2 separate regions of the Mus musculus genome follow, and region 1 is linked to region 2. The links are chromatin contacts, found by Hi-C in ENCODE. All regions are on one chromosome and are shown on one strand. The core of a region is the stretch at or near the end of the contact, and the rest is flanking DNA. Distances in the headings are between cores, read along the strand shown.

What was found. A loop is a pair of places that touch in the nucleus more often than their neighbours do.
Region 1: a loop to region 2 is called in a map of T-helper 2 cell, with 9 times the contacts of the local background. The contact joins the promoter of Aim2 here to the promoter of Slamf1 in region 2. A Hi-C loop is called at or near these places in 2 of 37 maps with a recorded cell type or tissue (T-helper 2 cell and regulatory T cell).

Annotation. Positions count from the first base shown.
Region 1 is chr1:173,418,807-173,422,063 of GRCm38, reverse strand. It overlaps Aim2 (absent in melanoma 2), which reads right to left and starts at 1,460. Exons shown (of 9, transcript NM_001013779.2): 1 at 1,378-1,460.
Region 2 is chr1:171,765,643-171,768,777 of GRCm38, reverse strand. It overlaps Slamf1 (signaling lymphocytic activation molecule family member 1), which reads right to left and starts at 1,646. Exons shown (of 7, transcript NM_013730.4): 1 at 1,476-1,646. The coding sequence starts at 1,551.

The DNA of each region.
Region 1 (3,257 bases), core at 211-2,710, 1.7 Mb before region 2:
TACCACACTTTCGGTAAGGGCACAAAGGTTATCACTGAGTTCCAAAGAGTAGTTACTGTATTAGTTTCTTTTTTTTCTTCAATTTTTAATATTTAAATGTATTTTATACATCAAACATATTAATAATATTGAGCATTTTGAGAATCAAATAGTCTGTAAAAATGTGTTCAACTTTTATATTGATATCCTTTCATACCCTAAAAATATCATTAATGAATATTTAATACAGGAGAACACAGTAAACAGCTATAAGCACTTAAAGAGGCAACACAAAAATCTCTTAAAGAATTACAGGAAAAAACAATCAAACAGGTAAAGGAAATGAACAAAATCATCCAAGATCTAAAAATGGAAATAGAGACAATAAAGAAATCACAAAGGGAGACAACCCTGGAGTTAGAAAACCTACAAAAGAGATCAAGAGTCATAGATGCAAGCATCACCAACAGAATACAAGAGATAGAAGACAGAATCTCAGATGCAGAAGATACCATAGAAAATATTGACAAAACAGTCAAAGAAAATGCAAAAAGCTCTTAACCCAAAACATCCAGAAAATCCAGGACACAATGAGAAGATCAAACCTAAGGATAATAGGTATAGAAGAGAGCGAAGATTCCCAACTTAAAGGGCCAGTAAAGATTTTCAACAAAAATATAGAAGAAAACTCCCCTAACCTAAACAAAAAGATGCTCATGAACATACAAGAAGTCTACAGAACTCCAAACTGGACCGGAAAAGAAATTCCTCCTGTCATAATAATCAAAACACCAAATGCACCAAACAAAAAAAGAATATTAAAAGTGGTAAGGGAAAAAGGTCAAGTAACATAAAGTCAGACCTATCAGAATTACACCAGACTTCTCCACAGAGACTATGAAAGCCAGAAGATCCTGGGTAGATTTCATATAGACCCTAAGAGAATACACATGGCAGCCCAGGCTACTATACCCAGCAAAAATCTCAATTACCATAGATGAAGAAACCAAAATATTCCATGACATAACCAAATTTACACAATATTTTCTCATAAATCCGGCCCTACAAAGTATAATAGATGGAAAACACCAACACAAGAGGGAAACTACACCCTAGAAAAAAGCAAGAAAGTAATCTTTCAAAAAAACTAAAAGAATATAGCCACACAGATATAATTCCACCTCTAACAACAAAAATAACAGGAAGTAGCAATCACTTTTCCTTAAATATCTCTTAGCAATCACTTTTCCTTAATATCTCTTTTCAGTTCCCCGCAAAAGACAGAATTGGATATGTAAACAGGACCCAGCATTTTGCTGTATTAGTTTCTTTTCTGTTTTGATAAAATGTCATGAACATTAGCAACATAGGGGAGAAGTAGGTTTTAATTTTACTTACAGGTCCATGAGGGTGGATTTCATCACGACAAGGAAAAAACCTAGCAGCTAGTTAAGGAAGCATGGCGGCAGACAGGACAGGAAGCAGGCAGGACAGGAAGCAGGCAGGTTGTGATTCTTGCTCAGACAAAGAAACAGAGTTACAAGTGAGACCGCCTATCACCTCTCACAGGCCGCCCTCAGTGACCCACTTCCTCCAATAAGGTTTCTCCAGTAAGTTCCTCCTTGTGAAAGTCCCAAGACCTTCCGGAGCCACCAGCCGGCATATATTCAAACCTCAACAGATACCATAGGAATGATCCTTCCCCCAAATTCCAGGGATTTAACTATGGAAATGGGAAAGCAGGATCCAATTGGAACTAGACTGAAATAAACTTGCTATTACCTAATAAAGTAAAGGAAATAGAGATTAAAAGCACATATAATTTTTAAAAGATGCCATGTCACTTGAACATTTGGGATTATGGAGTAACATTATCTGCTTGGCATTTCTTTCTTTTTTTTTTTTTTTTTTTTCTATTTGATTCCGTGTCTGATTTTTTTTTAATTGTTCTTTTGTGTTACTACCATGCTGGGTTTTTTTTTCCCCACATTTTTTTTATTAGATATTTTCTTCTTAGATTAAGGTTACTTAGAATTTTGAGCTCTGATGCTTTCAAGCTAACGTTACATCACAGGCTTTCTGTCATGCCATTATTCTCACCTTTTATCGAGAAATAGCTCCCTGGCCCCTATGTTTCTTCCCCCTTCAGCTAGAAATCAAAAGCCCTCTTCTAAATATAAATTCATGTCAATAAAACACCTACAGACCAACACACCCAGAAAATCAGAGTTCCTTTTAGGCTCAGTCTGGGTCAACCCTCTGAACAATATATTCTAATTCCTGCCACGGCCAAATGCACTTTCTTTTGTAAAGGTCTCAGTTGTGGTGCAATAAAAGATAACTTCTGTTCCTCAGTCAACTGAAGGTTTAGAACCAGGCTTCCTGCAGCCTTATTCTTTTCTAGAATACAGTCAATACTAATCCCTCTTTCTAACCTCAGAAACCCAGGACTCTCTTTCCTCTTAATTTACTGATTAGCAAAATGGTCCTAAAGCTTTCTCTAGAAAACTTCTGACATATCTTACTTACCTCAGGGGATTTTCTTCTCTCCAAAGCAGCCTTAGTTCTCAACTCAGGGACTGGTGTATGTCCTGAGAGTTCAAACCATCCGCCTCACAAAGATTTTCACTATGAGTAGTAGGACATGAAAATCATGAAAATCAGGTCTTGGGAGACAGAAAGCAGAAAGTACTCTCAACTATCTTCTTTCACTTTGAAGCTTGGCTAGTCCTGGCCCTATAGCTGAGTCCTAAACCCTGATGCTGGGGCAAAATAATTATATATTAAGGCTCTGCCCAAGCAAATGCTAGTTTTCAGTTTCCTTTTTACAAGCCTCAGCAGAGTTTCTCCTCCAGCTGTGAGGTCTCAACCAGAGGTATTTTAGATATAGGGAACTCCACAAAAGTTATTTCCTGCTTTACCAGGGAGTTCATAGCCTAAGGGACAAGCCCAGCCCAATGCACACCACCCACTCACTTACTGGTGGTTGGTTTTCTTTGATTTCAACATCAACACACAAAAAAGGGTGGGCTCTGCATAATCAGATCTCTTGATTGACAGGCTGCCCTCACACAGCTTCCATTACCCAACCTTGCCCTAGTGACTGTAGTGCACTTTACACTTGTAAATTGGTATGCATTGTTTGCTCAGGGAGAGGCTGGTTCTATCCTCCTGCTACTTCAGAGAATATTTGTCTTACAGTGTCCTCCAGGGCTTCTTGTCTGGGGATGTCTGGTTTTCCATCTCTGTTACAAGGAGGACAAAACAGCTCAAGAATA
Region 2 (3,135 bases), core at 397-2,896:
TTTTTACAAGAATCAAGCTCCTCTGGGTTGCCCTGACACGACTGATAAGTCTCATTTGCAAAGTATTTCTATTTGGGTTTTAATGGGGTTTCACAAAAGAGTACACATTTATAAATAGAAACACTGACAAAAATTGAGCTTATTTTAGAACGTGGAATGCAAGGAAAGAATAGTTGCCAAGTGGAGAGACATGTATGTATCCTGGGGCTGGGCTGTCGCTCACTAGCCAGTGACCTCCTACCCTTAAGCAGAACATTTGCTAGCTACATCTGAGCTGCTACAGACAAGGTTAGACAAGGAGAAAACCAAACGTTCATTCCATAGTTACTACAGTCACCAAGTAAGCCAGCAATGGTGGGTTCAAATGGTATGCAACAAGAAGGGCTTAGCTCTACCTCCAAAGATGCTCAGTTTGATTATCTCAAAGTGGAGCTAGACAAGGGTCTCCTCATCTGAGACTTGAATAAAAGATTCTAGGTACAGCCCCCCACCCCCAATCCCTGGCACATTTCAGGGTTTTTCTTAGAAAAGTCCATAATGGATTTACAGTCATGAATCCCCCACGACCAAAATGCTCTGGCTCTCAGGATTTCCCCGATCCGCTTCCTAAAGCCATCTCTGCCAGGCTGTCTCCCACAATCTAATTAAACTCTACAATGGAGTTGACCATTCATTCCATGGTTAGCCCAGTATGCACTGCTTAGCACGGTTGCTCTCCAATACCTTTCCTTACAGTTCCCACCCACTAAGTAGAAAACAACAGCTTGCCTTGGAAAAGAGAAGAACCAGAGGGATGGGAGAGAAGTCCTGCTCCTTTAACCCTTTGCCATCACTTGAGCCCACTGCAGAGCCTTGAAGTTTCCTGATTGCACTTTCCCCATTCTGTAAGCAACCCTGGGCTCCAAAATCCCAACGTTTCCTCTTCTTGGTGCTTTGGAGTCATCTCTTATAAGAAAGCATGACCACACCGCAGCCACTGTCTGGTGTGAGCCTAAGGTCTGAGGTTTCCCACTTCTACCTGTTGCTCCTATCACCCTTGCTTTTCACTGGACCGGTGTTCTTTGTCTGCCAATGATGTACATGTGAGAGTCGTTTTCCTCAGCAGAAGTATAGGTCAAGTGTCCCAGAGCTTTGGTCCCTAGCCTGGGTCTTTGCCAGAAGGGTAGCCACATAAACCAGCTACTCAGAATTTTAGCCTGAGTCCAGGAAGCTGACTATGGACATAGCAGGTGCCTTTAGCTTCTGGTTTCCATAGAAACTAGTGTAGATGGGACAAATCCTTGTAGCCCAAGGCTCAGGGAACTCAACAGGTTTCTTCCTCTTTGAAAGACACAGTGGAAACCCAGAGGCACTCTCCTTAAAGAAGAGGCAACTGAACAGCACTCCCCAGCCCTTGGCTTCTCCATCCATGGGGCTCTGCTGATTCCAAACTGCTAAACACAAGACTCAAACCCTTTAAACAAATGGACACTCACCTGTTCCGTAGCTCAACTCAAAAGCCAGGGAGAGAAACAGAAGTATTCTCCAGGAAAGGGATCCTTTGGGATCCATTAGCCAGCAATCGCAGACAGGGTCCCCAGCTGTGAGCTCAGCTCAGCTCAGCTCGGCAGGACAGCTGCTTACTGTTACCCCCAAGGAAGAAGCTCTGATCGTCGAAGTGCTGCCTCTGCTGACAAGTTCCTGAACCAGCTTCCTGTCTCAACCGGGTTTTTTTTTTTTTTTCTACTTGAGCCTCCAGGATTGCTCATTTATGATCAGGCTTAAATCACTTTATCACTTCATTGTTCTTGAGAAGCCAAAGTCAGGTGTTCAGACCCATGGGAGTTGGGAAAGGGGCTGTAATGTCACATCAGTCAAACCCTGGCTTGGGGAAGAAGTGTGATTCCCCCCCCACCCCTCTTTTTTTCTAAGCTGTTTCCAGGAAATGGGTGTCACAAGTTCTTTGAGCAGATCTGTCTGGTAAACTCTTCTTGGATCCTAAGAAAAAAACGGACATTGAGTAGACCACCTACAAATTAGGGAATCCAGAGCTCAACTTCTATTTGTAACTTACTTGGCATGAGATGACAGGACTGTTACTTATGATTCGTTACATAATCTCATTGAATACCTGTGCAAGTGATACTTTGAGCTATAGTCACAAACTGATAGAGTAGACAGGCGTAGACATCTCTGACCAACAGCCCATTTTCCTGACAGGCACAGTGGGGCAGAATCAAGTTAGCTCTCTGTTGCCTTCAATTTAGAAGTTGTTTGTAAGGTTTGCTATGGAGAAAGGATGGAAGAAAGAACTTCCATGAACAGAACACTAGAATAGGAGCTCAAAAGGAGACTTTGAAAGGTGAGGCTGTGTGTGTGTGTGTGTGAAAGTCAAAGAACAACCCCTAGGAATCAGCTTTTTTCTTCCATCATGTGGGATCAAGTAATTAAACTCACGTTGCCAGGCCTATGCAGCAAGTATCCTTATCCACCAAGCTATCTTACTAGTCCCCAGGCTAATGCTTTTAGAATCCATTGTCATATTCACAGATAATCTACTCTTGACCCCAAAGGTCATGGGGTAGAAAGAGCTGGAGTTAGAGGAAAACTGGTCTGTAGTTCTCTTTGTTTTCTCTTCTCCTGCCTCCTGTATCCAACTTCATAATGATGTATTGGGCATGGTGTGTTCCCAGATGTGTCCTCACTGTGGTAGCTAGGAATTAACTCCACATAAGGGGTTAATATCATAGAAATTGAAAAATGATATAAATTGGAGTTTCCTTCCTTCCTCCCTCCCTCCCTCCCTCCCTCCCTCCCTCCCTCCCTCCCTCCCTCCCTCCCTCCCTTCCTTCCTTCCTTCCTTCCTTCCTTCCTTCCTTCCTTCCTTTTCCCTTTTCCTTTGTTTGTTTGTCTGATGGTTTTATTGTATTTTCTTTTTTTGAGATAGGGTCTCACTATGTAGTTCTTGCTGGCCTGGAACTCACCATGTAGACCCGACTGGTCTCCAATTCACCTGGTTCTGCTTCCCAAGTGCTGAGATTAAAAGTGTGCACCACCACACCTGGCTATTGAATCAGAGTTTTCAAGAATAATGCATGCCCTTGAGTCACACAACTCCTGGAATGCATGCTCCATCCTGTGTGCTTAGGTCAGGCC